2 separate regions of the Homo sapiens genome follow, and region 1 is linked to region 2. The links are chromatin loops, found by intact Hi-C in ENCODE. Cell type or tissue: MCF 10A. All regions are shown on one strand. Links, peaks and the distances in the headings refer to the core of each region. The heading gives the core; the rest is flanking DNA.

Region 1 (5,372 bases), core at 109-5,108, 980 kb before region 2:
CATAGTTTTGAGCCCTGGCTCGTCCATGTGCTAGTTATGTGACCTTAGGCAGGTGGCTTTCCCTCTCTGTGCCTTCCTTGTGACTTTATTATTTTTTAATTTTTATTTTTTGAGATGGAGTCTCGCTCTGTCGCTCAGGCTGGAGTGCAGTGCCATGATCTCGGCTCACTGCAATCTCCAATCCCTGGTTCAAGCAATTCTCCTGCCTCAGCTTCCCAAGTAGCTGGGATTACAGGCGTCCGCCACCATGCCCGGCTAATTTTTGTATGTTTAGTGGAGACTGGGTTTCACCATGTTGGCCAAGCTGTTCTCAACCTCCTGACCTCAAGTGATCCACCTGCCTTGGCCTCCCAAAATGCTGAGATTACAGGTATAAACCACCATGCCCAGCCCCTTGTGACTTTAATAGTGGCGAATGGGGCCGGGCATGGAGTGTGCTCCTGTAGTCCCAGCACTTTGGGAGGCCAAGGTAGAAGGAAGAATCCCTTGAAACCAGGAGTTCAAGACCAGTCTGGGCAACAAGGGGACACCCTGTCTCTACAGATTTTTTTTTTTTTGAGACAGAGTTTCCGTCTTGTTGACCCAGCTGGAGTGCAATGGCGCAATCTCGGCTCACTGCAACCTCCACCTCCTGGGTTCAAGCGATTCTTCTGCCTTAGCTTCCTGAGTAGCTGGGACTACAGGCCCGTGCCACCATGCCCAGCTAATTTTTGTATTTTTAGTAGAGACGAGGTTTCACCATATTGGCTGGACTGGTCTCGAACTCCTGGCTTTGTGATCCGCCTGCCTCGGCCTCCCAAAGTGCTGGGATTACAGGTGTGAGCCACCACACCAGGCTTACACAAAATTTTTAAAAATTAGCTGGGCTCAGGAGGCACCTGTAGTCCTAGCTACTTGGGAGGGTAAGGTGGGAGGATTGCTTTAGGTGTAAGGCTGCAGTGAGCTATGATCATGCCACTGAACTCCAGCCTGGGTGACAGAGTGAGACTCTGTCTCAAAATAATGGTAATAATAATAATAACAGGATGATAACAGATCCTGTTTCACAGGCTTACTGAGCAGATTAAATAAGAAAAGTGTGTGGAATAAATGAATGAATAATGTTCATTTCTGTCTCCACGCTGCTGGCCTTAACCCTTACCCTATCCAGCAGACCAGGGCCTCCTTCTCACCCTTTTCTACTCACAGAGGAGACAAGACAGAAACATTCACTCCGGGCTGAGTTGCAACTAAGAATTGGCCCACTTAATCCTCTTAACACCTTGTAAGGAAAATTCAGCTAAAAACCCAATTTTATAGAGGAGGAAACAGGCACAGAGAAGTGAACTCACTGCCCGGGTCACACGGTGAGGAACTGGGGAGAGCTGAGATTTCAAGCCAGGTCCCTGTGACCCCAGCACGCTTCTGACCTGGGAGAAGTGGCCATGAGTCTCGGAGACTGCAGGTGTGCCCTTCCAGCTTGATTCTAGGCCCCTTCTCCCTGGGAAGAAATGGTTTAGATGGGGAAACTGAGGCATGGAGAGGGAAAGTCATATGTCCGAGGACACCCATGGAGATTCGCACCCTGGAACTCTTCTCTGCTGCCTCCTGGTATGGGGAGGGTCCGTGCGTGGAGAGAGGATGGCATTGCAGCAGGAGGGAATAGAGTTAGACTTAAGGGGCCGGGCATGGTGACTCACGCCTGTAATCCCAGCACTTTGAGAGGCTGAGACTGGAGGGTCATCTGAGGTCAGGAATTCAAGACCAGCCTGGCCAACAAGGCGAAACCCCGTCTCTACTAAAAATACAAAACTTAGCCGGGCGTGGTGGTGGGCGCCTGTAATGCCAGCTACACGGGAGGCTGAGGCAGGAGAATCGCTTGAACCCAGGAGGCCGAGGTTGCAGTGGGCTGAGATCGTGCCACTGCGCTCCAGCCTGGGTGGCAGAGCAAGACCCTGTCTCAAACAAAAAAGAAAAAAAAATAGAGTTAGACTTAAGAGTCCCTTGAGGAGGAACAACCACTAGAGCCTCCAGAGAGGTTCAGGGAGAGCAAGTGAATTCCGCAGACAGAAGGATACAGAGACTCTGGGCCTGGATGGGAAGGGACATGCCCAAGGTCAGGCTGCCTCCAGTCTGGGCCCTGGGCTGGAAGTCCACACGGCTCCGCTCCCTGAGGCTGCTCTGCCCCACCCCCACGGGTGAATGCGGGCCAGCTTCCTGGAGCATGGCCTGCACCTCCTGGTTCCTCCCCACCCTGGAGCCTTGGCAGCTCTGGGAGCTCCTGGCATTGAGCAGAATCAGCCCATCTGGGGCCTAAGCCAAGACTTAATCTTCCCCTTTCTGCCTCTTGCTGGGTCTGCACGCACGACGCTGAGTCAGAGGATTGCGACATCCTCTCTTGGCAGGCCAGGGAGACTGGACACCCTCGTCCCCCCACCCTCTCCGCCGCCCCTGCCAGCTGCCTTGATCAGAGAGGGGTGATTCGGTGGGGGGAGTGTGGAGATCAGCATCTGCCCTGGGTGGGTGGATGGGGGTCTGGGAAGGCGGGGCATAGGAAGGAAGGTCACAGTGGTCTCAGCGAGGTGACAGTAGACAATCAGGTACTAGTGGGCTAGTGTCCTCATCTGTGAATGGGGCCCTGTCTAATTGTTTGGGTTCCAATCCCAGTTCTGTCACTTACCAGCTGTGTGACCCTGGGCAGGTGATTTATTTACCCTCTCTGAGCCCCAGTTTCCTCATCTATAAAATGAGGGTAAAAACAGTGCATGTCTTCCGGCGGTGTTGTGAGAGTCAAATGAATTCACACACGTCAGCACAGGCCTGGCACAGAGGAAAGTCTCAGTAAATGGAAGATATTATTTTAAAATGATTGTTATTATTCATATAGGTATGGGAGTGGCAGCCACAGAGACAGGCAGCTCACATCCCCCTTCAAGAAAAAACCTGTTGGCTGGGTGTGGCGGCACATCCCTCTAATCCCAGTGCTTTGGGAGGCCAGGATGGGAGAATCACCTGGGCCCAGGAGTTCGAGACCAGCCTGGGCAACAGAACAAGACCCCGTCTCTACAAAAAAGTACATTTTTTTTTTTTTTGAGACAGAGTCTTGTTCTGTTGCCCAGGCTGGAGTGCAGTGGTGTGATCTCGGCTCACTGCAACCTCCGCCTCCCAGACTCAAGAGATTCTCCTGGCTCAGCCTCCCAAGTAGCTGGGACTACAGGCACATACTACCATGCCCAGCAAATTTTTTTTTTTTGAGACAAAGTTTCACTTTGTTACCCAGGCTGGAGTGCAGTGGTGCAGCAACCCCTGCCTCCTGGGTTCAAGTGGTTCTCCTGCCTCAGCCTCCCAAGTGGCTGGGACTACAGGCATATGCCACCAATCCTGGATAATTTTTGTATTTTTAGTAGAGATGGGGTTTCGCCATGTTGGCCAGGCTGGTCTCAAACTCCTGACCTTAAGTGATCCTCCTGCCTCAGCCCCCCAAAGTGCTGGTATTACAGGCATAAGCCACCATGCCTGGCCTCTACAAAAAAATATAAAAATTAGCCTGGCATGGTGGTGGTGAGCCTGTGGTCCCAGCTACTTGGGAGGCTGAGGCGGGAGGATTGCCTGAGCCTGGGGGGCTGAGGCTGCAGTGAGCTATGATCATGCCACTGCACTCCACCCTGGGTAACAGAGTGAGACCCTGTCTCAGAAATTTAAAAAAACAAAACAAAACAAACAAAAAAAACGGACTTTTGATCTTGCTGCCAGGCATGCAGAGAGAGCAGACAGCCTCTGACATTGGCAGTTGACTCCTTTGAGGTCTGCTTCAGCTTACCGGCTGGGGCATGGTCTCCTGGGCAGTCTCCAGCCAATGACAGGTGGGGTTCAGAGGTGCTAGCCATTTCTGACCAGGGTGGGACTTCTCTAATGCAAGAGCCTTCCTGTAGGGGGGGCATTACAACTTGACAGTCCCCCTTGCTCACTCCTCTTGCTTCCTCCTTTCCTTTCTGAGGTGCTGTGCCCTGCATATATATATATATAGATAGATACACACACACACAACACACACACACATATATATACACACACACATATATATACACACACATATACGTATATATGTGTATATATATGTATATGTGTGTGTATATATATACACACACACGTATGTATATATATACACACATATATATATTTAAGATATGTGTGTGTGTGTGTGTGTGTGTGTGTGTATTTAAGAGATATATATGTATGTAAGAGACAGGGTCTCACTCTGTTGCCCAGGCTGAGGCTGAGGTGCAGTGGTGCGATCATAGCTCATTGCAGTCTTAGCCTCCTGGGCTCAAGCGATTCTCCCACCTCAGCCTCCTGAGTAGCTAGGACCACAGGCGTGATCCTCCCACCTCGGCCTCCTGAGTAGCTGGGACTATAAGTGTGTGTCATCATGCCTGGCTAATTTCTTTTTCTTTTTGTTTTTTGAGACGGAGTTTCGCTCTTGTTGCCCAGGCTGGAGTGCAATGGCGGGATCTCAGCTCACCGCAACCTCTGCTTCCTGGGTTCAAGCGATTCTCCTGCCTCAGCCTCCCGAGTAGCTGGGATTACAGGCATGTGCCACCACGCCTGGCTAATTTTGTATTTTTAGTAGAGACGGGGTTTCTCGATGTTGGTCAGGCTGGTCTCAAACTCCTGACCTCAGGTGATCTGCCAGCCTCAGCCTCCCAAAGTGCTGGGATTACAGGCGTGAGCCACCGCACCAAGCCATGCCTGGCTAATTTCGAAAATTTCTGCAGAAATGGGATTTTGCTACGTTTCCCAGGCTGGTCCATAAATCTTTCGCATGCCCAATTCCGTATAATCATCTGTCTTCTGGGGGAGCTGAGCTGTGATGATGGCACTGGAGTCAGACAACCTGACTGAGTATTGGCTCTGCTACATACTCATCTATCTCTTTGGGCCTCAGTTTCCCTGTCTGAGTTACAGAATAATGACAATGAGAATAATAACACCATGGCCGAGAAGAGCTAGTGAGTCAGCAATATAGCCCTTGGCAGGATTGCCTGGCAGAAAATGAGGACTGTATACGTACATCATCCTCATCCTCATTCCTAAGGAGCTGGGGCTCTGGAGTCAGACCCACTTGGTCTGTTCCCCACTCTGCCAGTTTCTGGCTGTGTGGTCTCTGGCAAGAGTGCCATGCCCTCTAAGCTTTGTTTGTAAAGTGGGGACAGACTCCTCCCTCTCAGGGTAGGGCACTGGCGAGGTCAAGCATGGAAAGTCCCCGCGGAGCCTGGGATGCTGTGGACATGCAATAACCAGGTGATGTCATGGGGGCTGGGGTGATAGGTGAGCCATGATCAGCAGGGCAGGCATGTCTGGCCCCCCCAGTGAGGCCCTGGGTTTGGGCTGAC
Region 2 (5,372 bases), core at 289-5,288:
AATGAATGATGCAACACAGAGCTTCTTACATTCATGAAAGGCACAGATCCCTTACAAACTGAAAAAAAAAAAATTGCACAAAGAACCCCAGTGTTTGGTTTCAAATTATCTTTATTGTTAAGTTACTTACATGTGGACGGATATAAAATTCCTTCCAACTACAGCTCATACAATAAAACCAAAGCAAATTTACAAACCAAGCCCATAGACGGCAAAACCAATACAATTAAAATGAACAACACTGACAAGGACACAGGTGACATTGTTTCCGTAAAACTCAATCTCTGCTGCTCTTGTGGAGGGGTACTCAGGGCAACAGGGACGTCCATGCAAGTTTGCCTGGCCAAGGCGTGACTCAGCTACCCGCCCCCTTCTTCTGCTGAGACCATTTGATTTCGCCAGTGCTTAGGGACAATGATGTCACAACACCCCCTTGGCCTGGCTCACAGCATCTTCTGCTTATCTGGTGGCCTTTGCTTTTTCTCGTTAGCCCACGACAGTTCAAACAGTGGCCCCTGGCAGCAATGCCATGGTAAGCACGGTCACAGATGCAGGCCCCAAAACCGCATGGCAGGTCTCAGTGACGAGGCAGTGGCCCAGATCTGCAGGAATTGGCAGGTGGTAATTTCTGAAGGTTATCAAGCCAAAAACACAGAATTCAAGAATTTCCATAGAAAATCCACAAACCCTCAGGGATCAACTAGTGAATCCTAGCCAGAGAATGCAGTAAAAGACTATGTGGATTTGGAAGTCAGGCATCATCCATGCTAGAAATATCTAATGAGCACCTGCTATGTTCTAGGTCTTATTTCAGGAGCTGCTTTGGGCATGTCATTTAACTGTTCCATGCCTGTTTCCTCAGCTGTAAGACAGGAACAGGATTCCCACTCCCTGTGGCTTTTGGGAGGATTTTAAACCATATAGGGAAACACCTGGGCAGGTAGCTGGGAAGTGGTAGGTGGTCAATACATGGTAACAGTTATTGTCGAGGGTAATCCTCAGAGGACCATAAGGATGTGGTCAATATTGGTTCCATTGCCTTACGCTATGGAGTAGGTGGGGGTCGACCCCAGCCCCGACACCTCTGATCCTCTCCTCCCACCCAGATGCACATGATCCTGTATGACCTGCAGCAGAATCTGAGCAGCTCACACCGGGCCCTGGAGAAACAGATTGACACGCTGGCGGGGAAGCTGGATGCCCTGACTGAGCTGCTTAGCACTGCCCTGGGGCCGAGGCAGCTTCCAGAACCCAGCCAGCAGTCCAAGTAGCTGGTGAGGGGGCTGGGACTTGGGCAGGAAGGCATCCTGGAGGAAGGGTTCCTGTGGCCAGCACCCTATGTGGCTAAGGGGGCGGGGGATGGCTGGGAGACAAGGCCGCCTTTTCTCATCAGCTCTGGCACTGTCTGGAGGAAAGGACTCAGTTCGGGGCTGGACTGGCAGTGAAGGAAGATGGTGTACCCTCTCCCCTTCACTGACCCTTGATGGCCTTCTCCCTCTTTGCTTGGTCTCTCTCTCTCTCTCTGCCTGTCCTGGGCACATTGTCTGGCTGTCCATCCAATGTCTCTGTCTAAATGCCCTCCTGCCCCCTGGCCTCGGGGCCCGGAAACACCTGCCCCCTGTCTCCCACTTCTGCCCACCGGTTTCTGTCTGCACCTCGGTGTGTCCCACTCTCACTCTCCCTCTTCCTGGCCTGCCTCTCCATCAGTCTCTCTGTCTCTCCAGGACCCACGAGGAGGAACCAGGCTACTTTCCCCAGTACTGAGGTGGTGGACATCGTCTCTGCCACTCCTGACCCAGCCCTGAACAAAGCACCTCAAGTGCAAGGACCAAAGGGGGCCCTGGCTTGGAGTGGGTTGGCTTGCTGATGGCTGCTGGAGGGGACGCTGGCTAAAGTGGGTAGGCCTTGGCCCACCTGAGGCCCCAGGTGGGAACATGGTCACCCCCACTCTGCATACCCTCATCAAAAACACTCTCACTATGCTGCTATGGACGACCTCCAGCTCTCAGTTACAAGTGCAGGCGACTGGAGGCAGGACTCCTGGGTCCCTGGGAAAGAGGGTACTAGGGGCCCGGATCCAGGATTCTGGGAGGCTTCAGTTACCGCTGGCCGAGCTGAAGAACTGGGTATGAGGCTGGGGCGGGGCTGGAGGTGGCGCCCCCTGGTGGGACAACAAAGAGGACACCATTTTTCCAGAGCTGCAGAGAGCACCTGGTGGGGAGGAAGAAGTGTAACTCACCAGCCTCTGCTCTTATCTTTGTAATAAATGTTAAAGCCAGAAGTTGCCATTTCTCTCTAAACATATCTACACTCCTAACTGGCAGACCGTCCAGTGGAAGACTGTTGCCTTGTCTGAACCTGTCTCAGAGGCCTTCTCCTGTAAGTGCCCTCCCAACTCTGTAGGCTGGGCAGTCCTCAGCAACAGTCCCCTGCCCAGATCTGAGGCAAAGAGCAACAGCTTTGAACTCAGACAGATCAGGGTCCAAATCCTGGTTCTACCATCCACTGGTGGTGTGATCTTGGGTAAGTGGCTTCACCTCTGAACAGTTTACCTCACCTGTGAAATGGGACTGCCTCCCCATGGAACTGCTGTGAAGATTAAAACATGGAGTAGCCCAGAGGCATTTAGTAGGAACCAAATATGTGAGAGAGAATCTTTTTTTTTTTTTTTTGAGATGGAGTCTTGCTCTGTCACCCAGGCTGGAGTACAGTGGCGCGATTTCGGCTCACTGCAACCTCCGCCTCCAGAGTTCAAGCGATTCTCCTGCCTTAGTCCCCAAGTAGCTGGGATTACAGGCACCTGCCACCACGCCTGGCTAATTTTTGTATTTTTAGTAGAGATGGGGTTTCACTATGTTGCAGATGCTGGTCTTGAACTCCTGGGCTCAAGCAATCTGCCCGCCTCAGCCTCCCAAAGTGCTGGGATTACAAGCGTGAGCCACTGTCCCTGGCCAAGAATCATTTTTATTATTGTTTTTGATTTTCACACACAATGCGTGGCTGCCCTTTTTCTGATTTTTTGTTGCTTTTCTCCCTCTATTCATGCCTTACCAGAATCTAGATGACAACTCACTCATCAAGAGACTAACAGAGGCCCCAAACCTCCCCAAACCACCCACATACCCGTTTCACATCCGCTCAAGAGAGGATGTGAAAGGGAAGGGGGCAAAGGAGGGGGGCTGGCACTTCCAGAGGCCCTACTGTGTGCCCAGCTCTGTTTATAAGTCACCATAACCACTCTCCTGACCCTCGTTACCCCACTGCACAGATGTAGAAACCGAGGTTTCAAGAGGAGCCAGGCCTCCCCTCAGGCCCCCAGCCGGAAGCTAGGAATACGGGCTGGAGAGCCCAGATTCACACCCATCCCGCCCCACTGCAAGGTGAGTCAGAGGCAGAGTGGCCTTGGGCCACAAACCGAGGACTGACTTCCCGCCGCAACTTCATTCCAGCTTGAGAGGCTGATTCATTCTTGCTTCCCTCCTCTTGAGGGGAAGATCAGGCTGCGAGTCATCCTTTTCTGTTGAGCTATCTTTGGATTTCCCTTAAAGTCCACAGCCAGCCTCGCCCCTTCATCCCTGAGAGCTAAATTGGAGCCTCCGCCACCCACTGCCACGAACTGCCCTTCCTCTGGAGGCCAGCCCACCTGGGGAGTAAAGGCGGGGACTCAAGAAAGGAACTGGATGAGACCTCCAGATATTGCTGACACCCTTCCCCTGCAAGAAGCTCTCCTGGCAGTGTTGCCAAAGCCCCTGCCAAACTCATTCTTCTGGGACCTCTCTTTCCTTGCCTCCACTCCCTTTTAGCTGGCAAACACTCCTTCCTACGCCTCCTGTAGGCCTCGGCTAATATGTCCCCTCCTCCAGGAGGCCCTGTCTGATACTCCTATAGCCTCATAAACCTATCCCTATCACGATAATAATATTGGGTCTGGCCAGGCATGGTGGCTCACGCCTGTAATTCCAGCACTTTGGGAGGCCGAGGCAGGCAGATCACCTGAGGCCAGGAGTTCGAGACCAGCCTGGCCAAAATGGTGAAACCCTGTCTATACTGAAAATACAAAAATTAGCCAGGCGTGGTGGTGTGTGCCTGTAATCCCAGCTACTCGGGAGTCTGAGGCAGGAGATCACTTGAACCCAGGAGGCGGAGTTTGCCGTGAGCCGAGATCGTGCCACTGCACTCCAGCCTGGGTGACAGAGCAAGACTCCATCTCAAACAACAACAACAACGACAACGACAACAAATTAGCCAGGTGTGGGGGCACACACCTGTGGTCCCAGCTACTTGGGAGGGTAAGGTGGGAGGAACACTTGAAGAGGCTGGGAAGTCGAGGCTGCAGTGAGCTGTGGTCGTGCCACTGCACTCCAGCCTGGGTGACAAAGTGAGACCCTGTCTCAAGTAGTAGTAGTAGTAGTAATAATAATAATAATAATAATAATAATAATAATAATAATAATAATAATAATGGGTCAAGCACCACGCTAAGCCCTTTTAATAAGTGACCTCACAAAAGGAGGCAAGGTAGGCAATGTTGGTCCCATTTTACAGATGAGGTAACTGCCCGAAGCCATAGCAAAGCAGTTTGGAGCCAGGATGTGACCCAGGCAGCCTGACCCCAGAGCCCCAGCACTTAGCCACCTGGCGCATTCAGACACTCAGGAGACCATCACATTGTATTTTCATTTTTGTTCATGATTGCGTCTTCAACACCAAGGGCCTGACATAGACAGGGCCTCAGTGAATGTCATTAAACGAACCCTCTGAATGCCTGGGATGGCCTGAAGCCACCCCATGTTGGTTTCAGCTGAGCCATCCCATGTTGATTTCAGCTGAGGCAAGGTCAGAACCAGTGAAAAGGGGCTTTTGACTAAGAACCTAGGAGAACATACAAGAGATCCTGTGTTCTGAATTATCTTGGATCTGCCCTGGCCCGCCTGCCCTCATTCTCCACTGTGGGGCTCAAGCCTGGATGCCCCCACTTCTGGCAGGTTTTGCACCCCCCTCACCAAATCAACACTTCCTGAAGGCCCTGAGCCAGGAGCTGGGCTGCAGACATGAATCAGAGGGCTCTGTCCTCCAGGAGCTGAGTCTCATGGTGATTTTGGCTCCTTCCTTCTCCTATTTCTGTTCTGCCTGCACTCTCATGAGGACTGGGTGGGGGAAAGGCGGTCCAGAGAGGGCAGGGGCTTCCCAGGGTCATACAGCCAGTCACGGGCCTTTCCCCTTCATAAATCCCCCAACTGCCCTTGAGGACCTTTCTAACACCCACACACTTCCCATTCCTCCCACTGCCCTCCTGTCAAAGTCTAGCTCTGAGTCCAGCTCTTTTTTTTTTAGAGACAGAGTCTTGCTCTGTCACCCAGGCTGGAGTACAG

Evidence for each region. A loop is a pair of places that touch in the nucleus more often than their neighbours do. Peaks named below come from ENCODE experiments on the same cell type or tissue, not always from the same donor. Only the 100,000 strongest peaks of a DNase experiment are listed, where the experiment ranks them.
Region 1: it touches region 2 in a loop (10-fold over the local background); 2 of 110 quality-filtered maps call a loop at or near these places.

What each region holds. Positions count from the first base shown.
Region 1 is chr19:44,738,962-44,744,333 of GRCh38, reverse strand. No RefSeq gene overlaps it. Among named protein-coding and RNA genes, the nearest start is that of BCL3, 7.1 kb to the left of the region's middle. In MCF 10A, for the core only: no CTCF peak of the experiment used is centred there; DNase peaks (open chromatin) are centred at 1,693, 2,283 and 2,903.
Region 2 is chr19:43,763,442-43,768,813 of GRCh38, reverse strand. It overlaps KCNN4 (potassium calcium-activated channel subfamily N member 4), which reads left to right. Exons shown (of 9, transcript NM_002250.3): 8 at 1,107-1,274; 9 at 1,725-2,281. The coding sequence ends at 1,271. Among named protein-coding and RNA genes, the nearest start is that of SMG9, 11 kb to the right of the region's middle. RefSeq lists silencers at 2,395-2,558, 4,122-4,347 and enhancers at 2,945-3,034, 3,465-3,694, 3,715-3,774. In MCF 10A, for the core only: a CTCF peak has its summit at 2,179 (motif pointing left); DNase peaks (open chromatin) are centred at 2,153 and 3,443.